2 separate regions of the Homo sapiens genome follow, and region 1 is linked to region 2. A link is a loop called in an ENCODE intact Hi-C map of the cell type or tissue named here. Cell type or tissue: mammary epithelial cell. All regions are shown on one strand. Each heading gives the region's core, and the rest is flanking DNA. Links, peaks and the distances in the headings are about the cores only. Region 1 holds the start of LOC105378521 (a long non-coding RNA gene). Region 2 overlaps LOC105378519 (a long non-coding RNA gene).

The links. Hi-C counts contacts between places; a loop is a spot of excess contacts. Peaks named below come from ENCODE experiments on the same cell type or tissue, not always from the same donor. Only the 100,000 strongest peaks of a DNase experiment are listed, where the experiment ranks them.
Region 1: it touches region 2 in a loop (2.4-fold over the local background); 3 of 110 quality-filtered maps call a loop at or near these places.

The regions. Positions count from the first base shown.
Region 1 is chr10:121,071,918-121,082,833 of GRCh38, forward strand. It overlaps LOC105378521 (a long non-coding RNA gene), which reads right to left and starts at 5,559. Exons shown (of 4, transcript XR_001747611.2): 1 at 5,482-5,559; 2 at 4,389-4,503. In mammary epithelial cell, for the core only: a CTCF peak has its summit at 5,603; DNase peaks (open chromatin) are centred at 5,594, 6,364 and 6,964; H3K27ac peaks cover 2,922 bases.
Region 2 is chr10:120,960,133-120,971,048 of GRCh38, forward strand. All of the region lies in intron 2 of LOC105378519 (a long non-coding RNA gene), which reads right to left. Among named protein-coding and RNA genes, the nearest start is that of WDR11, 110 kb to the left of the region's middle. RefSeq lists an enhancer at 5,135-5,304 and a cis regulatory region at 5,220. In mammary epithelial cell, for the core only: no CTCF peak of the experiment used is centred there; DNase peaks (open chromatin) are centred at 5,749 and 9,279; H3K27ac peaks cover 285 bases; H3K27me3 peaks cover 977 bases.

The DNA.
Region 1 (10,916 bases), core at 1,160-9,159, 110 kb after region 2:
CTTTGCTCATATAGGATCCCCACTGCTTAGGATAGGATTAAACTGTCCCAGCTTATAAAGCAGGCATTTTCCCCAGTGTCTTCTGAATTCTGAAGATTTTGGGTGGGATGTGGATAAAGTGTTGCTGTCCTTGTCTGTCACCATGACAACTCCAGCCAGGACTTGGCCTTGCTAGGGTTTTCTGGTGGATTGTGGAGCCTGCTACCCCTAGGTCACAATGAGCAGGAACGTGGATTTACAGATATACAGCTGCTCCCTGGCATGGCTTCCCCAAGGAAGTAGGAGAGGGGATCTTGAGGGCCAAGGTTAGTAGCAAATGTGAAAGCTAAGAAGAGACATGGAAAACTTCTCTTGACTACATGGGGGTTGGTCGGGGGTACATCTGACTCCCACGAACAGACAAATCTAAGAAGAGTGAGAAGCATTCTTACCTTCTGACCCAGCAACCCCACCTCTAGGAATTTGTTGAGAAAAAGCCAGAGTTTGCACAAAGATTTATTTTGTTTGAGAATGTCCCTTAAGCTCTTTATAGCAATAAAAAGAGCTGGGAGGATTGCCTTAAGACTCAATGATGCAGAATTGGTTTAATAAATTATAGCTCATTGCTATAAGGGAACACTAAGCATCCATTCAAAACATGTTTTGAAAAAATATTCAAAGATACAGAAAAATGTCCACAATATATTAAGTGGAAGAAAAAAGAGGTTATAAAAAATCAGTCTGATGTCAGTCTCATTTTCTCATTTTTTAAAAATTAAAAGAAAAAGAAATGAGGGAGGGACTGAGAAGTCTATAATTAAAATGTTTCTTAAAATATATATAGTTTTTTCACTAAGTGATAAAATTTTTGACATTACTTTTCAAATTTCTTACGATGAACACCCGTCAACTTGTAATATAAAATTTTTATTTTATTTCCTTATTTATTTATTTTGAGACAGAGTTTCACTCTATCACCCAGGCTGGAATGCAGTGGCATAGTCTTGGTTCAGTGCAGCTTTGACTTCCTGGGCTCAAGTGATCCTCTTGCTTCAATCTCCTGAGTAGCTGGGATTATAGGGACTCACCACTACACCGGGCTAATTTTTGTAAAAAAAAAAATTTTAGCAATAGGGTCTCACTATGTTGCCCAGGCTGGTCTTGAACTCCTGGACTCGAGAGATCCTCTAGCCTCATCCTCTCAAAGCACTGGGATTACAGTTATGAGCCACTGTGCCCAGCCTAATTTTTATATTAATAATAGTAAATGTAACAAAGAGGCAAAAGGAAAGGAGGAAGGAAAGAATGGGAGAGACAGGGAGGGGAAGAGAAGGTAAAGTGCAAACAGAAAAGAAAAGGGAGAGAAAGAAACAGAAAAGAAAAGTAACCTGGGCCCATGAGATTTAAGAGCAGTTTTAGAAAGTTCATTTAGGGTTAAAAAAATTCTGTTACAAAAGAAGAAAAGGAAACAAAATAAAGATTTAGAAGGTCTAAGTAATTTTTAAATAAGTTGTTGGCACATATACATTGACTGGACAACCTCAGGCCAAAATTTTCTTTGGAGAGTGTGGCTTCCTTCCTTTATAAGACTAACATAAACATACGTGTGCATGTGGGTGCAGCGCACCAGCACGGCACATGTATACATATGTAACTAACCTGCACAATGTGCACATGTACCCTAAAACTTAAAGTATAATAAAAAAAAAAGTGCTTATAAAATATGAAAAAAAAAAAATACATAACAAAAGACTAACATAATAATGAATCTTGACTTTTTAGGTTGTGAGGATAATAAGTAATTTATAATACTGTAGAAATGAATTTATATAATTTTACTGAATGGTCATAAGGTAGCCGTTCAATCAATTAAGAACCCGGTATCGAGTTTCACAATTTATTAGCTAAAAAGGGTCTGCCTAGGGGACTGCTGCTCACTAAAATGTGATGACAAAGTTGGATAAAACTCTCCCCATGAAGTTTTCCAGGCCACTCAGAAATTACTGTCTGTGTTCAACGTGAAAAGAAAAACATGCAGCTCCTGGTGACAGCTACTGGCCTACAAGCAAATGAAGCTTAAAGCAATGTGTTTCTTGGGGACACTGGCCAGTGTGGCCTCTGTCATCAGGATGGTGGTGTCACCTGCCTATTGTCCTAGTCCCTGGTTCTGCAGCTTTTGCTGGGGCTTTGGGGAAGAGGATGGCAGAGGAGGGCACAGTTCGGGCAGGGGGGGTCCCCAGAACTCCTTCCCTCTCTGACCCCTTCTTGCCTTTTCCAAAACAGACCCATGGCACGGGGCATTTAGAACAGCACACACATCCTACAGAACACACTCAGTTAATTCTCAGTTGTCCAGGGCTGTGTAGTCCAGTTATGATTTCAGGCACTGATTGCCTTCCTCTCCCCGATCTTTGGTTAGCTGAGATGGCTCCTAGCATTTCCGCACATCATGGCTGAGGAGAAAGTTGAAGCTCCTGCCAAGAATGGGAGATGATCACTGTCCGGGGCTTTCTGGTCCCTGGCACACTAAGAACCTCTTACGTGTTGGCTTCATCCTCAGCATGCATCTAACCGGTATTTATTGAGCACCTGCTCTGCACTGGAGCCTATTCTAGGTACTAAAGATATAGCAGTGAACAAAACAAAGTTTTCCTTCCAGAAAATAAACAGTAAGAAGACAATAAACAAGAAAAATACATAAAGCATATAGTATGCCAGATGGTTTAGAGCTAAGAATGAAAATGAAGTAGAGACAATAGGGGCAAGAAATCTGAAAGGTTGCTATTCAGACACAGTGACCAGGGAAGGCCTTGCCAAAGAATGCTATTTGGGTTTTTTGTTTGGTTTGAGATGGAGTCATGCTCTGTCTCCCAGGCTGGAGTGCAGTGGCACGATCTTGGGTTGCTGCAACCTCCACTTCCCAGGTTCAAGTGATTCTCCTGCCTCAGCTTCCGAAGTAGCTGGGATTACAGGCATGCGCCATGACATCTGGCTAATTTTTGTATTTTTAGTAGAGATGGGGTTTTTGCCATGTTGGCCAGGCTGGTCTCGAACTCCTGACCTCAGGTGATCCGCCCGTCTTGGCCTCCCAAAGTGCTGGAATTACAGGCATGAGCCATCACGCCCAGCCAAGAATCCTATTTGTAAATGGGAGTGAAGGAGGTGAGAGAGTGAGCCAGGCAAGGATTCGAAGAAAGAGACATCTAAGCAAGGATGCCGCGAGTGCAAAGACCCTGAGGTCAGTTGGTTTCCGGCATTCCTAAGCAATGTTTCTCAATCTTTTTCTTATTGCCCTCTTATGGAGTTCTTTTACACGTTTTTATTTTCGCTAATTGCCCCCTCATGACATTTTAAAGCCGTAGATACATCATATATCCGTTCATTTACTGTGTGTATATCTGTGCTTTATAAATGTTAAAAAGTAAGATACTTTTTGCCCTCAAGAGCCAACTTGTGTACCCTTGGGAGTGGCATGGTCTCCACTGAGAAGGCAGAACTTCTGCTCAGCAGGAGGCCAGTGAGGCTGAAGCAGGGAGGCCAGAGCTGCAGAGGAGAAACATCCCAGGGCCAGGGCCAGCCCAGCCCAGTCAGGGCCTTGTAGCTTATCACCAGGACCCTTCACTCTGAGCAACCCGGTTTGACTCGTGTTTTATTAGGATTGCTCTGGCCACTGTGGGAATATAGAAACGGATGGCAATAATCCCTGTCTTAAATAAGGTTACGGTAGAGTGAAGAGACGGCGCTCTCTTTTTCCTCTCCTTCCCGCCTCTGTTCCTCTCTCCCTTTCTCCCTTCTCTCTCCCCTTTACTCCCTCTCTTCCTCCCTTCTTCTCTCCTTCCTTCTCTCCCTTCCTTCCCTTAGTCCTTTCATAAACATTTGCAGAGTGCCAGTTCTGGGCAGGTAATCAAGGGATGTTTGAATTCACTGTGCTGAGTTGTTATAAAGTTGTGCACAGCACGTTATGGAGGCACAGACGAAGGAGCCCTGTGGGAACAGAAGAGGGGCCTGGGCAGAGACTCAGAGGGCTTCTTAGGGAAAGAGTCATTGGGAGCCAGATATGCAAGGATGAAGGCCTGGGCAGAGACTCAGAGGGCTTCTTAGGGGAAGAGTCATTGGGAGCCAGATATGCAAGGATGAAGAAGGGCTGGGCAGGAGCAGAGGTATAAGAAGCACTTCAGGTGTAGGGGAAGGCATGGGCTGAAGCCAGAGACATGGCCAGAGGGAAGAGGCAGGAAGCTCCAACATTTGGGCTAGGCTGGAGGGAGGACCAGGTGGGAGGGAGGTGACAGAGAGGCCTCAACTGTCCCCCACACTGATCACAACACCTAGCTGGGAGGAGCGCTCCGTAGATGCTGGAAGAAGGAAGCCATCACTCATGAGCTTCTTTGCTTATGTAGGATCTTACTCACCACACCTTGTCTTGGGCTCAGGGCTCTCAGCATTGAGGACCTTGGCATCAGGACACAAAGCAGGGCCTGATCTTATGGGGCCTCAGAGGCCACATTCGAGATCTCAGACTTCATCCTGTGGCATGAGGAGCACAGGATTTTGAGCCACACAGTCACGTGGGTACTTGCATTGGCTACTGCCTTCAGGTGGTGGCTTTGAGGGAGCCCAAGTGAAGGCAGCTGGGGGGCCGAGATGCAGTAAGGAGACCAGGTGAGAGATGCAAAGGGCCTGCAGTCAGAGCCCAGGTGTGCGAGCTCTAATCTTCCAGTCTTCTCTAATCACACTCATTATTTGTCTAACTCTGGCAATATGAGGAAGTCAGGATCCAGCCCAGCTTCAAGGGAAAATCCAAATCTGTTCAAAGATGGACATAACTGGAGAGGCATGATTGCCTCTCCAGCAGACACGAACATCGCTGTCTGCTGCTCCTCCCCCTTCAACCTTGGACACAGTTTCCAAAATCCTCTTCCCATTTTGAATGACCCATGATAAAGTCAGGGAGAGAGAGTTCACAGAGTTTTCCCTGAGGCCTGGGCAGGTGCAGCTTTATTTACCCGACAGGTCCTTGTGACGGGCCTTGGCACAGACATGGTATTCCCAATAAGAATGGCATGTTCTATGCAGACTGTGACCTCCAGCCCAGGCTGCCCAGGAGCTCCAGCCTGAGTGCCTCGCACTGTCAGTGTCTCAGCCCTGTGGATCCCTGCTCTCTGCTCTCCTCTTTTTCATTAACTTTAACTGCACTTGGGCAGATTTGCAGGAATAAATCAAGAACAGAACAGACAAGGATCTGCATCCAAAGCACAGACTGATGCTCCTTTTGGGGCCAGAGCCCATGAGGAAAATTGCTTCTGCTCATCATTTTTCATTTTCTAACAGCCTCATCTTCTCCAGTTTCTAAATCCCTGGAGGAGCCAGTAGCAAAAATGTTTCAATGGCCAAGTCTCGATATTGGAGGAAAGCAAGATGTGGAGGTGGACCCCTCCCCACCTCCAACTCCACCCCACCATTCACTACTTGGGTTTAAGGATGAGAAAGGAGAAAATTGCTCACCCCGCTCCAAGGAGAAGTGGAATTTAAGCGACAAGAGACCTGGACAGCTGCTTTCAGCAACGCTGATTGCATGTGAAGAAGGGGATTGCACAAGCCCAACTGCCTGGGGAGGTTTCGTAAAGTTTGGAATGTGAGGTCTGCGTAGCCAGGGCCTAGACACCCCTGCTGGGTTTTCTTACCCATGGCAGTGAAGACAGTTCATTGGAGGACGCAGCTGTAGTTTAGGATGCCAGCCCCAAACCCTGGGAAAAACGCTCAGATGTCCTGAAATCATTGCTAATGTCCCAGCACGTGCTCAACTCCTGTTGCTGTCTTTGGGACTAATGCTATACATAGAAAAGGCATGTGCTATCGTGGTGAAGGGTCAGGCTTTGAGAACAGATAAGTCCTGGCTCAAATCTTGTCTCCAACCTCCTATTATACTATAGCATACTATATGACACAACACTACACTACGCTATGCTACACTACACCACTCTCTATTGTACTATCTAATACTATCCACCACACTACACCCCTATTATACTATCTATTAGCATTCTATTCTATCCTTTGTTATACTACCCAGCACTGTGCCTGGCACTTAGTAAGTACACAGAAAAATGAGAGTTATTCCCATTATTGAATAAGTTTAGGATGCCGTCTTGGAAATCACTTGAAACGGCCAAATCTGAGGTTCTGTGTGAGGCTGGACCTGAGAGGGAGGCGAGGAGAAGGAGAGAAGCGGGTAGCATCCTTCAAAGCAGCTGAACCAGCCTGCTCCCCGGGCAGGGTGTGAGGGGCCATGCCTAGAGGGGAGGGGGTGAATCAGCTTGATGTTCCTCAGGGAAGCTTCAAAGGTCCTGGAGCAGGGCCAGAGAACGGAATGCAAATGATGTTGGTTTACTGAATAAGCCAAACTCACCTGGCAAATCTCCATCTAGCAAATCTCAATCGGGTGCTTTCCTGCACCCCCTGTGATTCTCTCTACCCTGGATTCATTCAGACGCTCATTCTCCTATACTCCCACTATATCTTATACACAACTCCACAGTAGCAAGGATAATAATGTTTTTTGATCATCTGCCAGCTCTTTGATGGTGTGGACTGAATCCTTTCACCTGTCTGTCCCCAGCACTGATCATAGCACTGAATCCTTTCACCTGTCTGTCCCCAGCACTGATCACAGCACCTAGGTGGGAGGAGCGCTCCGTAGATGCTGGAAGAAGGAAGCTGTCACTCATGAGCTTCTTTGCTTATGTAGGATCTTACGCACCACACCTTGTCTTGGGCTCAGGGCTCTCAGCATTGAGGACCTCGGCCTTTCTTTCGGGTATTTCCCAGATGTGACACATGCCCGGCATGAAGGCAGCTATGTGAGTTAACTATCTCACAGTTTACTCTTTCCAGTTTCACAGGCTGCTCCTTCTTCCTAGTAGTTTTCTGGCATTTGAGCAGGGCCATACCTGCCCCCTTCGCACATTCCTGGGCTTAGATCCACATTCCCTGGGTCTTCATCATTCCAGACGCAAAGACCTGATCTGTCTTGCCTGCCAGTGCTCACCCCACACCTTGACAACCTCTCCATCATTTTCATTCCTTTTGCTGGCCCTGCTCCAGGACCTCTGAGGCTTGAGAAGCAGCAAGCTGATTCACCCCGTCCCGTCTAGGCGTGGCCCCTCACACCCTGCCCAGGGAGCAGGCTAGTTCAGCTGCTTTGAAGGATGCTGCCTGCTTCTCTCCTCCTCACTGCCCTCTCAGGTCCAGCCTCATACAGCCTCATACAGCCTCGGAGTCAGCCGTTTCAAGTGATTTCCAAGAATCATCATTGGAAAAAAGCCTTGTAACCATCAAGTGGTGCTGATCTAATAAGAGCCAGCACAAATCCTACGTTAAACTAAGCAAATGGCGTTAATCTCATCATCATCATCAAGCCTAGGCCCACAGCCTGAGGTGACATGGGGTGACCGAGTCTCTGGATTGTGTGAAGGAAGGCTCCAGTGATCAGGTTGCTGCAAGATCAGGTTGACTTGGGGTAATAACCGCAGTTGCAATTACATGTGCTGTTTACATACTTTGCCCCTTGTACTTGATAAAGTCCAGAAAGAGCCCTGGGCGCAGCTGCTCAGCGCCTCTTGGGGGTAAGCCACATACCCTGTGGGAGCAGGAGAGCCACCTCTCCCCTGAGAGAGAAATAGGGCCCAGATAATGTCTAGTTTAGGTACCTCTTCAGACCAGATACCTTTGAAAGGATATCGCTTTCTTGTCTGTCTTTCGATATCATCATTACAAGATGGAATGCCTCCTCTGCATAAAGAAATAACAATTCTCCTAGTATCTTCAGTTTTTTAAAGAATAGAAGGATTGGTACAATCACAAGTCTTTGAAACAAATTTCCAGTAGTTTTTCCAGGTATTGCTGGAAGATTTGGAAATAAAGAAGTAGCCCTTTAACCCAGTGCAGGAAAATAGGCAAGCTTCATCATCCTATAAATGATCATGCCCTCAGAACTTGCTGCAACAGAAAAACCAGCTCTATCTATGTACAGTACTGAGAAAGTAGGGCCACTTCCTCTCACTTGGGATCTGGGATAGCTAACACATGCCTAAAAGCAATCTGTTAAGTATGACTGAAAGGGGACTGCAGATTAAAGTTGCAAGCTTCCAGCTTTGGGGTACCCAGGAGGGCATCTCCTCCTGAGGATCAACAACAGAAAGAAAAAAGCAATGAATCTGAGCACAGCACATTCAAGTTTGTAAACTCTTTTCTAACTTTCCACCTCAATGCCACAGAGCAGTGCTACTGTGAAACTGGGGACAAAGAAGAGAAGGGCATCTGTAATCGGGGAGCTCAGGGTGTGTGCAAAACGATGATGATAAAAAAAGGCAAGGAACAGCAGAATATGCTGGATTCAGCAGGAGCTGGGCCCCTGAGAGCTGGGGAACTAACAGATTGCAGCCAAAGCTGCAGCCCTCACGTTTTCTGACTTGAGAGATAATGAAGCAATAAAAGCAGCAGAGGCAGCCAGTAAGGGCTCTGCTCCACAGGGTTGTCTGTGTGAGAGCAGCTGCTTGTGGGTGCCTGCTCAGAGTCCATCCAAGGACTGCAGGCCTCCAGCAGACTAGCAAGGCAGAGGACCAAACAGCCAGGCCTCGGTGGCCCAGGGCTAATTCCCTCCTTCAGAGACACCAGAACCTTGGCTCCCCAGCCTGTCACTGAGCCTGTCCCAGGGTGGGGCAGCCCATATGGTTGAGCTGTTGCATCGCCAGAGACACCAAGGGTAAATAAACCCTGGGACTACAGATGGGAGGCCAGCCAGGCTGGCTCCACTTTTTGATCTCATCACGGGGGGCAGTCCGTGTGGAAACCCTGGGAGGCACCTTAGCGATTTTCCAGGCCAACAACTTCATTTGTCAGATGAGAAAATCCCCCTCCCCCTCCTAGGGGTTAAGGGACTTGCCAAAAGTCACATAGTGAATCAATCGCAATGCAATAAAAAGTGGTGGCTGAGACCACAGCTGGGCTTGAGCTCCAGCTCTATTGCTCTGGAGCTTGGGCAAGTTACATAGTTCTCAGTCTCTTCATCATATAATGAGCGTAAGGTTAGGACCTTCCATGTTAGGTTCTTGGGGAGATCAAATGCATGAAAAGCCTATTGCCTGGTTCATAGTAACTGCTTAGTAAATATTGTTGGTTGGAACTTATCGTCATGACTTTGAGTCATTGGAAGTAGATCTCAGAGTCTCCTTCTGCCCAGGTCGGGGATATAGTGTGATGGATAAAATCTTGGGAAACTGAGTTTGGATTTCGCTTCACCTCTAGTTTTGTGACTCCGGACACGGTATATAATCCTTCTGAGCTTTCGTTGCTCTCATCTGTAAAATGGGAGTAACTCTGCCACCGTAAACAGGTTTGCTGTGAGGAACAGAGGTGGCAAAATGATGACATGCTCATGGCAGCACGTGACACTCGGAAAATCACAGCTGTTACCATTAGCAGCTAATCTAAAGCTCCTTCCCCCACTCGGCAGTGAGGACAACTGCTTTTAGTTTGAAGAATAATAAGTTGATGCAATGAAGATGCTAAGTGTGTGGCTGCCCTAAAGGCTGGCAGGAACCACCCAGCCAGCTGGTGGATGGCATGATCTGAAATGGACCATATGTTTGAAATTATGAACCCAGATGTTAGGTCTTGGCACCTAGGGTTCACACCATTAGATTCAATCCTTTAGGTGTCTCTAATGGTCTTCAAGGTGCCAGGAAGCTTGCATTAAAATGCAAATCAGTTTCCTGAGAAAGGAAACACATTAAGTTATCCACTTAGCAAATTGCTGAGCTGGGTTGATTTGGGGTGAGAAAGGGGAGAATTTGAAAGGACAGCGGTAAGAGTTATATCTCTGAAGAAAGAAAGTTATTTTTCTACTGAGCCCAGTGATGAACCAAGGCTATGAACAATAGGTATAGTGGGGTCTCACAAGGTGACTGGGGACACTGGAGGAGAGAGGCAAGGGGCAGAAAAACTGGTTTTTTTCATAGCCTTAGGATCCTGTCCTGGCCAAAAGCACATAAGTGTAAATTCTACTCCAGTCTCTGCTGTGTCAGGCTGGGGGATTACGGAGAACTCGTCCAGATGAGGCTTAGAAGAATTCTTGGAGATGCACACGTGGGTGATGAGACCCAGAAACTAACACTTGGGAAAAAGGGTCTGTTTCTTACACACATTGTGTCCCTTGATGCTTCACACCCTGACTTAAACACACTGGGGCCCAGTGAATGGTCACACAGGGAATGGTCAAAGCTACAGAGATGAAAAAGATGGTCAAGGACGTTAAAGGTTTGTTTTGTACACAGTAGAAGTATGTCTCCCTTAGCAGTTACGGCATCCCTGTTCTTAACAAAATCACTTCTTTACTTGCTGTCTTGAACAAGTAGGATAGCAGAAAAGTCCTGGCAGAATTTCTATTTTAAGACCATAGCTTGCAGTTCTTTCACTGAAATCTAGAATAGCATGCCTTGAAGCAAAGAATAAGAATCACTTTATGTGTACAATGTCTTCCTATATGACTAATGTGGGTATATCAATATTTCCCTACAGGCTAGTGCTATTTTAAAGATTTAATTTTTTTAAACTTAGGGTGCTTGGGACAAAGACTAGTGAAAAAAAGTCATCTTTATACTAGGAAAGCCTCTTCTTAGCACCTCTCTCAGGTTCGGGAATTTCTGATTCCTAGTTTTGATCTATCCCACAACCTTAGTCTACCCTAGAACCTCCAAATTGGTAATAAAATCCTAATAATGGCTGCACCTTTCTGAGCCCTTATTCATTAGCACTGTGCTCGTCACTTTACATGTTGATTCTTTTATTCTGTACAGTAACTCCAGACCATTTTCATCCCCATTTCACAGATTCAAAACTGAGGCTCATATGGGTGATTAATATGCTCCAAGTCATATAGG
Region 2 (10,916 bases), core at 1,392-9,391:
TATCAATGGCCTTTAGATTAAGTGGGTGGTGAAGGTCAAGGGAGTCATCAGAAGTTTGCTTCTCTGGGAAGGCACATGTGAGCTGGGTGCTTATGCCTCAGAGATGTCTACGAGGAACCCAGCCAAAGGCAGGGCTAATGAAAGAAGAAACCGAGAAATTCATTATGCTGAACTGGGATCCAAAGTGTATAACAACCTCTAACATTTATTTTCCCACTCATTCAACACACACTGTATTTATGCGCTTACTATGTACCAGGCATTAAGAGTTAAAAGATAAAATTTGAATTCTATTTGCCAAAGAGACTTTCTGGAAAGCTTTTGGGAAAGGATGTCCACGAATAGAGGAGGTCTGTAATCCACAGGCAAGACCTCTGCAGTCTGAAAGATTCATACACCTAAGATACATACAGTCATTCTCATCATCTGTGGTGGTTATGTTCAATACAGGCACTCTGAACACCGAATTAGCACGTCCTGACCCACTGCTCCCAGGGGAAATACAAGGTTTGGTCCCTGTGAGCCTCTGATCATACTGTTTTTGTCAACAGATCAATGCATAACCGTGTTTTATGTGTGTTTCTGTTTAAAGACCCCTTATTTAATGTATACTGTTGACTCACTGATATTGAACTCAGTGCCCATGGCACTATCACTTATGCATGAACAAGCTTATCTAACGCATAAACTCTCTCTATAAGGCAGGAAAGACCCTTCTTGCGCTTAGGAACACCAGACGGCACTTCAGCACTGTGCCTAGGGGCCATTTTAAACAGCGAAATCATCAAGAAAAAAGCACAAAAATGAGAAAAATGTTGCACTAAACAGAGCATGAAAGGACATTTGCTCATAGTGTGAGAGCTGAACATGCACATACGTGTTCATCACTCTGCGCTTGTCTGTGAATGACCGTGAACATGCTGCAAGTCTTGATTTGGGGGTTACAAGTTAATTTTATCAAGTAGAAGAATTTGCCAACATGGAATTTATGAACAATGAGGATCAATTATATATATTTTTGGTGTCAGAGAAGAGCTCACGATGGAACCCCGTACACTTGTTTGGGAGGGGAGTTCGGTTGTGTGCACCTAAAATCTTTGATGCTGGGAGTCCAACTTTGGAAACTTATCTGGAGAAAATTATCAGGCAAATGAGTGAATGATTGTGTACAAGGATGTTCATTTATAATTTAATGAAACACTATGCAATCATGAAAATGCATTGATGAATATTTATTAACATGAAAAATTTATGAAATGCAAAATGAAAATACAGTCAAACAATATACACATCATAGGCCCATTTTTGTGATTAATATATTTTATTTACGATGTCTAAAACAGATATATTTAGTTTATAATCCAGATATTTTCAATTTCTGAGTAGAAAAAATTCTGAAATTATATATATTACTAAGGTACCATGTCTGGGAGTTGGGATTATAGAACAATTTAGTTTTGTTCTTTGTACTTTTCCGTGTTTTCTAAATTTGTTTACAGTGAAAGAACTGCTTCTATAATTAGAAATGTATTGTTTCACAATGAAGATTTTTAAGGTTCTTACTCTCTGCCAGGCATAGGGCTAAGTTCCTTAACTCTTGAATTTTTATTAAAATTGTATGAAACAATCATTTATATTTCACTATTTATAATAAAAATAGAAAAAACCTCAAGATTCCCTAGCCTCATTCCTCAGATTTGGAAGGCCCTCGAAGGCCAGCTCCCCCCGACACATCTTGCTGCCATTCTGGGAACCGGAATCAGAGGTGGAGACTCTGGCCCAAGTCCCCACTGCTCAGAAAAGTGCTGAGGTCTGAGTCTTTCCAGCCAGGGCAGAATTCCTGGGGCTTGGCCACAGGGACAGGACTAACAGATTCAGGCAGGAATTTTGTCTGTCTCCTCTATTTTTAAAAGAAATAGCCCCTGCCTAAACTGGGTTGAGCCTTGTATTATCTGGTTTTCTTCAAAGCCTGAGCAAAGACGAGCTGCCGCTATCCAGTTATGTGGGACTGTCTGGGGAACGGGGTTTCTGGGAGAGAAGGTACTCTGCCCAGAAACAACTCAATTGTCAGCAGGGCCCATTACTGCACGAAGATGAGCTTAACAGATGTCAGCCCATCAGCGTGAGAGTTTCTGCTTGTAATTTATCCTTTGGAGCATTGCTCTATCCCCAACTTATATTTTTCTAACAGTCAACAAATCAAAAAATGACCAAAGGTGATAATGGGGACCGAGTTTGGGCTCCCACCCTTTCCACATGGCACCTTCCCTAGTACCAGTCTCTCTAGTGTGATATTTGACGAATCCCCGACTTTCCAGCTTTTTCGTTTTACTCCATTACTTAAAAACTGCAGAGTCTACTAGATTTGAGGCCAGAGGACTTCGATGCAGGTGCCAGTCTGCCTCATCTGCCTGTGTGACCTTGACTAAGCCACTCATCCTTTCTGGCCGTTGGGTTACCCATTTGGAAAATCAGTTCGAAAAATTAGGTCATGTTTTGATTTGTCGACTTAAAAAAATGCAGGTTGGGCATACAGCAATGAGGTCCCATCCTGGAGATTGGATCATACTCCTGCCTGCGGAGGCATGTGTCTGTCATGGCAAAACCCAGTGTTTGGATTTTGTGATGTTGAAGTACAATCAGAGAACAAAATGGGCTACTCAATTTCAGCATCAATGAGCTTAGCTGGGCGGCATTGCTGTGGGCAGGAGCAGGGGGACCTTCCAAAAATCACACCACACAAGGGGTCTCCTGACCTACACAGAACAAGGCATTACCCCCTGGGGCTGGCCGATTGGAGCTCCTGGGATCACGTGGCAGAATTAGCCATGGTTTGTGGTTCTTTTCAAGCAGCCAAATTCTCTAAGAGTGGTGTAAATGTCAGTTTCATGAAAATCCATTCTAAAAGCCCCGATCAACTTTTCAATCACCTGCTCCCCCTTTTCTGCCCAGTTCTCCCGAGAGCCCGAGGCGATTCTGAGATCAGAGAGCATAATTACAAATGAACCGGGGCTCTGGGGATGGCTTACAGCTTAATTAGCTCCCATCCCTGCACTGTCTCCATGGCTCGCCTCACGCTCCGCTCAGCGCTCAGCTCAGTCCTGACTGCCAAAGAATTCAGAGCAGGAGCCTCTTGGCTTGTTAACATGCTCTCCTCGGTTCCTCCTGACACTCACATCTAGGCTGCAATTAGGCCCAGGTGAGGCGACAGAGAGTCCTGAGCAGCTCTCGCTGCCTCTGTATGTGCCTCCGGAGCTGGTTGGGGGTTGGTGCTTGTCTGGACCGGCCCGGGGGTGAGGTACACCATGGAATGTGGAGTGGCGGCGGCTGCAGCCACTTGCACCTGCTCGGCCCAGCCCAGGTCAGAAGGCTGCGGGCTGCAGGTGTGTTTCCAGGGGCACCTGACAGGGCAGGGACCGGTCATTGAAGGCACCTGGAGTTAAAGGGTGCTGTCTGATACCAGCTGGTGGGGGAGAGGGGATTGGGAGAGGTAAGGGCTGGGATGGCCCCTGGGCAGAAGTCACCCTGTGCAGCAGGAGCTTCCCTCTAAGCACAGCCATGGCCCTAGAAAGGGCTTTGGGCTTGTGCAACATTAAAAGGAAGAAACTACAATTGTACCTTGAGGGTTCCTCTCAAGGAAAAGCGCAAACCTGTAAGCTGATTTCTCGGTCCTCATGACTCCCTGGTGGCTTAAGGCTTGGGCTGTCAATGAGTTTCCAGCTTGCAGTGTGTGACTCTACCCTAGAGGAAACTCTCTCTCTCCTGGACAGGAGGAAGCTTAGAGGAAGAATCTTGAGGGCAAAAAGAAAGGTCATTAGCTGGGAAATAACACCTGTCCAAGAAGACAAAGGGAGGAAATAGCAGGGCCGCCTGCTCCCAAGCAGGATCCACCCTCACGTCACCTGGCTGCCGGGGGGGTCTGCCTAGGCTTATTGAACCCAAGACCCTACAGAAGGGTTTAAGCCTTCCTCAGAGACAGGAAGTGAAAAAACAAAACTGCAATAATGTTAAAGTGAATGTCTCCAAAACATAGTATTACCTCTGAAAGTTGAGGTCACTCTACTTCAATCATTACATAAAACTGTGTTCTAATGTTAGCCAGGGATGTACTTTAATCTGTTTCATATAACAGGGAGTCATTCCCCCAAAAGCAAGTGCCTGAGGCCTGTAAACCTCTTCACATAGACCTACCCCTCCCAAAAGAAACCTGCAAAGAGACGGAAGGAACATGAATCTGTTCAGTCACAAAAGCACCGAGGCATCTCAGGGACCACAGCTCCGGTCTGGGGCCAGCCACATGGCTCCAGGAAAAAACTTCTCTGTCAAAGAGATCCTCAGCACTCCCACCCTCAAAACTGCACTCACCTGCTAGGTTCATGGTCAGAACCTGGCGAGGAAGCCATGTGGTCCATGCACAGAGAGGCCGGTGCCACAGATTTTGGCTTTCCTTCTTTGGGAAGGATGATTAAGTGGGAGCATTCGAGGGAGAGAAGGAGAACTCCATCTATCTTCTCCTATCCTGGATCAAGAATTCTCTGTTCTGCTTGCACTCCTTTACTGAGAAGTGCCCTGTCTGCTTCCCTGAGCTCTGAACCGTGCTGCATTGTGGTTATATTGTTAGAAAACCATGGCTTCCGTGCACACGGTGAAGCGAGAGAGACAAGACGCTTTCCACATTTGTATCTTAAACAGGCATTGACTGAATGCCTACCATGTGCCTAGCAGGTGCTATTTTTGAGGTGCTCAGAGGCTGGCAGGGAGATAATTCTGGCAGTACAAAATTCCCCAGAGCAGGGGAAGGCACCGAGTGTGGAGAGGCCTGGAGAATGAAGGATTAATTCTAGCTGAAGGTAGGGAGGCCTCACAGAGCAGGCCACCACCAAGCCACGTCTCCGATGATGGCAAGGGTGTCCCTGGGGCCAGGCCTGAAAGACGGTGTGGACTTAGTGGGGAGGGACTGAGGTGCTAGGCAGGACCCAGGCTGGAGAAGTGGATTGTAATTCAAGGGAGAGACCCCTCATACTGCCCTGAGCAATTGGGAGAGCACCTCCTAGTCTATGGGAGCTACTGAAAAAGCCCAACTAGGAGACATCTGTGTGTTTCTAGGCTGCAGAGTAGAAAATGGAAGGGACAGGAAGGAAAACAGAGGCCTCATCTACTGACTGCTTTTTAGCAACATCATCGCTATGCACCAGTCACAGCCATGACGGGGTCACACCGCTGTTTCACCCTTCCAACGTACGCCTGGCTTTCTTTATAGCTTTTGTATCTAAAAACCAGCAGTGTTTTCATGAAGGCCAGAGATGGGTTTGGATCTAGATCCAGGGCCAGTTGGAAACCCCAGGCCTTGCTCCTCACAGTGTGGCCTGGGGACAGCAACATCATCAGCATCACCTGGGAGCTTGTGAGAAATGCAGAGTCTCAGGCCCCACCCAGACCCACTGCATCAGATTTCCCTAGCTCTCCAGAGCCATGTGTGACTTCCTAAGCATTCCTGGACCAAAAGTGGCCACTCCCTGGAGCAATGTGACCTGAAGGATGGACCCTTCCGCTCCCAGGCTCAGGCCACAGAGGACAGGGCAGGAGCAAAACCAGAAATTCCCTCCAGGTTCTAAGCAAGGCTTCAGCTTCAGTTTTTTGATATTCTAGGTGGGAGGCCAGCCAGAAAGGGCTCAGTCAGTCTCAGGCACACGGGCATCAGACACACCGTCAAGAAGCAAAACAACCCAGGAATGCAGGTGAGCTCATGCCGCCAAGCAGCAGTAATTCATGCTGCAACAAGTTACATGTGTTTTATAGAGGAGGAGGCCTGTACAGGTGGAGTCACGCACCCGTGCCTGTCAGCACTTACATTATCCATGATTATCCGGATTTTCTTTTCATTTGGCCCCAGAGAAGGAGCTGCCACACAAAGAGTTCAGCAGAACGAAGTCACTGGCCTTACTCCTGGATAGAGCAGTATCCACAGATGTAAAGAATAACCAGTCTAACTGTGTGTGTGTGTGTGTGTGTGTGTGTGTGTGTGTGTGTGTGTGTGTGTGTGTAGGAGACATGCGGGTCAGACCTCAGGGCTGCTGAGATATGATGTACCCTAAAGGGAACTTGCAGAGAAGCTCTCTACCTTGCCGATCTGTGGGTCACAGCGTGAGAACAACTTTCTCATCATGTTTAGGGCCTTGAGCATTTGAAAATAATAAAAAGGAATAGTTTGAATTAAAATTTATGGTTGAGTCTGCCTGTCTGGGAGGAGCTGGCTTAGTGGGCAAGGCTGACGCCAGCCAGGCTGCAGGGGCTGGAAGAAATTGGACACCAGCAAGGCTGTGAGGAGGGATGACTCTCCCATAGACCTGCGTGGTGGGCCCTCTCGGCCAGCCGCTCCCAGCTCTGGTTGCACATTGGATGCTCCTAGGAGAGCGTTTAAAAAATGCTGATGACTGGGCCACACCATAGACACAGTAAATCTGAACCACTGGGGTTGGAGCCCAGTAACTGAATGATTTTTAAAGCTCTCCTGGTGATTTTAATGTGATGTCAGGATGAAGAATCATAGGCTGAGGCCAAAGGCTCCAGGCTCGAGGACAGCAGGTGGGCCCTTAATGTTTCTGCTCCTGGGTGGGTCTTCCCCTCTACTAGGCAGGCATACAGGCCTCAGTGGGTGCAGGAGGGGTGATTTCTAGCATTCAACTCCTTGGGAATTTTACCAAACTGTGTATAGGGACGGCGAGTGTGACCAATCTGTCTGCAGGGCTGTGGAGTCAATTCTGCAGCAGCTGCCCCTGTCTCTGCTAGCCTCTGAATACTTGCTATGGACACTTAAAATCTCCACCAAGATGCGTGCGCTTTTCATTTTTCAGAGAACGTGTACACCAATGATCTTATTTTATCTTGTGTATTAGTTTTCTATTGCTGATGTAACAAGTTACTGCAAAAGTCATGGCTTGAGACAACAGACTTAATTGCCTTATAGTTCCAGGGCACTAAAATCAAGGTGTCGGCAGGTTGCATTCCTCCTGGAGCTTTTTGGGGAGAATTGGGTTCCTTCACTTCTCTGTCTTCTAGAGGCTGTTGTGTTCCTCTGCTGGTGATTGCCTTCCTCAAATCACTCTGACCTCTACTCTGTCTCACATCTCCTTCTCTGACCCTCCTGTCTCTGTCTTCCAAGGACCCTTGTGTTTACATCATGCCCACCAGGATAATCTTCCCATCTGAGGATCCTTCCCTTAGTCATATCTACAAAGTCCCTTTTGCCATGGAAGGTCACATTCACATGTTCTGGGGATTAGGATATAGACCTCTTTGGGGGAGCCATGACTCCATCTCCATGCCCTGACAACAGCCACGTGAGTCAGCTGTGCGTTATTATACCCATTTGGCAAATGACAAAACTGACATGTAGCCAGAGACCTAGGTTTTAGAGAGCAAAGGTGAAACTATATGCTTGTTATCCTCCACCTAGTTGTTGCCCTGCCCTCCTGTGGAGGTGGTTATTTCCACACACTTTTGTTGGACAGGTTCGTGGGCACCCAGTTACTGATACAAAATTACTGCCATCAGGTTGGGTGTGCATCGCCATGGGCCCAGGAAGCCAGTTTCTCTCTCTGGGTTGGTGCCCATGGTTCTGGACAACTCTGATCTCCTCGACTAGGTCTATGCACCTTTACACACAAATGATTACCACACGCCTCTCCTCCATGGCATTTGTCAGGATTCTACCACTGTTTATGTACCTCTGTCATTAATCTCAGCCTTTCCCTTTCAACGGTAAACTCCATGAGGACAGAATACATACTTGCTTTTGCACTCCAGCACCTTGTAGAGCACATGTGAATGTTTAATAAAAATGTGTTAAACGAATGAATGTTTGTCAGCAGTCGAAGCCTTACAGATGACAAGCAACTACTCCTTTGCCTTGTAGAAGCTGTGGCTGATTGCTTTAGTGTTCCCATCTACTCACTTCCCTGTAGGAAGATTACGCGTCCCATTCATTGGCCTGTGACTGTGGGGGCTGCTTCCTGCCCCACTGCCAGGCTTGGTCATGTGACTTGCTTTGGCTAATGGAATGTGAATGTGAATATAACAGAAGCCATGTCTGCGCAGCTCTTAGAGCAGTTCCATGGCTTTGCTCTGCCTCTTGTTCTTTTCCCTTTCCCAAGAGAATACAATATCCAAACTATAAGATACTTTTCTGGCATGTGTCCCAGAATGAGAAGACATTAAGGAATGGAGCCACCATGTTCACCTTGCAGCTCTCAATATGCCTGAGATTGAAGCTGTTGTTGCTGTAAGCCAATAAGATTTGCAGGTTTTCGTTATTGCAGCATAACTTAGCAAATTCTGACAAATACAGAAGTCATCACTGGACAGCTCAGGGCATATCCAGCTTTCCTTCCTCCCCAGTGGTGACCCAGGTTACAGCCCTGGCTCTACCACTTGCAACCTGTGTGATTTTGAGAAAGTCACTTCACATCTTTGGCTTCAGATTTTTATACCAATAGATAAAAGCTTCTTCTGGCTTCAGAATCAGCGATTCTGGAGATCTAGCCTATTATTCGACACTTGACTTCTGTCCTTAATGAATTATCTGCAGATGGTATATGGTGCCAGGGAAGTTGCCCCAAATTTTTAGTATGACAGTTATGTATTCTTGGGCAAACTTTTTTATCTCTCTTTTTGTTTCTAAAAGTCTTATTTGTAAAAGGGACAGTTATCACACAATGTGGAGGTATGTCACCTAGCTCACAATATGTACTCAATAAATTTAGGTGTCCTCCCCTTTCCCTTAGCTACTTGATCAGATTCATCTTTTCAAGTGTACTTTTTTAGCATCTTGCATGCCCTAAACTTGGGTGCTTTGAGGGAGGGGGTGAAAATTCCTGGAAAAAAAATGCACAGAAATGTACACAGATGTTCACAGCAGCATTACTTCTAATAGCCCCAAAGTAAAAACAACAGAAAGGAATATTATTTAGCCATAAAAAGGAATAAAGTACTGATTTATGCCACAACATAGATGAACCTTGAAAAGATTATGCTAGAGGAAAGAAGTCAGTCACAAGTGGCCAAACACTGTATGATCCTATTTACATTAAATGCCCAGAATAGGTAAGCCCAGGGGGATAGAAAGTAGATCTGTGGTTATCTAATTTACTGGGAGGCAGCAGAGTATGGAGGAGTTGAGTGGGAGCGGGAGGGTTGGTGGCTAATGGGTATGAGGTTTCTTTCTGAGGTAATGAAACTGTTTTGTGGTCAAATAGTGGTGATGATTGCACAACTTTGTAAATATACTAAAAACCACTCAATTGTACACTTTCGTTTTTTTAATCATGTACTTTAAAAGTATGGAACATGTGGCGTGTGAATCATATCTTAATATTGAAAAAAACCCAACAACCTCAGAAGGACGCAGAGGGATGAGTCCCAGGGGCTGCTGGCTCAGGTGGAGGAGCATTGCCACGCCAGCCCTTCTTCTCAGCCTTGTCAGTGTTATCTTGCTTTGTTCTCCTCCTAAATCTCTCTTCTTTTCTTTTGATGCCGCGTGCTCCAGCAAGGGGAAAGGTCTCTTGTTGCTTTGCTCAGAGGAAATGGTTAGGAGTTTTCAAAGACCATTTTATTAAAAATTTTAAAAGAGGCTGGGTGCGATGGCTCATGTCTGTAATCCTAGCTCTTTGGGAAGCCGAGGCGGGTGGACCACCTGAGGTCAGGGTTTCAAGACCAGCCTGGCCAACATGGCAAAACCCCATCTCTACTAAAAATACAAAAATTAGCCGGGCCTGGTGGTGCATGCCTATAATCCCAGCTACTTGGGAGGCTGAGGCAGGAGAATCACTTGAACCCAGGAGGTGGAGGTTGTAGTGAGCCAAGATCATGCCACTGCATTCCAGCCTGGACAACAGAGCAAGACCCTATCTCAAAAAAAAAAAATTAAACACATAGGGAATAAAAATATAAACACATAAAAGATGGAAGTGTTTTGGAGATCATATTCTGTACACTGAAGTAGCCACAAGCTCAGGCCAACTCTGGGTCTTGTGTCCTTCCCACCCCCTCAGCCCTGTCTAGGGGAACCGGCCCTGGAGTCCCATGTGGAAGCTCTGGACAATTTCCTCCGTTCTCCCTTCCCGTTCATGCTGGGCCTGAGCCCTCACTGGTCATGGTGTAGTGGAAATGGATGGCAATGGGTTGGTGGTCCTCTCCATATAGAACACCATTTTCTTCCCCCACAGACCCAGGGACCAAGGCACTGGTGAGTGGGGGAGGGGGGCATTTATGAAGACTCTCAGTTATTCCTTCCATTCCCCATTCTTCCCCCTACAAGAGAAGGAAGGGTCATTTCCTTACAGCGCTCCACCAACACTTGTCGATGGACCCACTGCAAAGCACCCAGAAAATCATAACTTCTTCTTGCTTCACAGAAGACTCTCAGCCCCTCACTCCCATCTTCAATCTATAGTTTCAAAGATCACCAACTCAATTGTTAGAGTATCCTAGCAAAATAGAAATAATTTCTCTGTTTTTCGCTTGGATGATTTTAGTTTTGCATGTGTTTTGGATTGGTTGGAGTCCTATTGGCCACTATTACATGACCAACTTGAGCTGATAGGACAACTCTCCCACATACAAGAGAGTGGACGGGTAGCACCTTGGGGCCCCTCCAGAGACCGTCATCACCAGTGGGGTGGGGGAGTGTCTGCTTTTCCTCACCAGTCCCCACTTACCTCCGAGGGTTTGGCTGGTGTTATCCCGAGAGACCTTGGGATATGGGAACATGATTTGTCTACTTCTTCAGAGCCTTAGAAGCTTATTTACAAAGCCCTCCTGGTCCTGGGTTGAAAGGGCTTGCAGAAAGACGTAAGATGTTCTCAAAACAATCCAAGATCCAGTCAATATTTATAACCCAGGGCTTTAGCTCAGGTGGC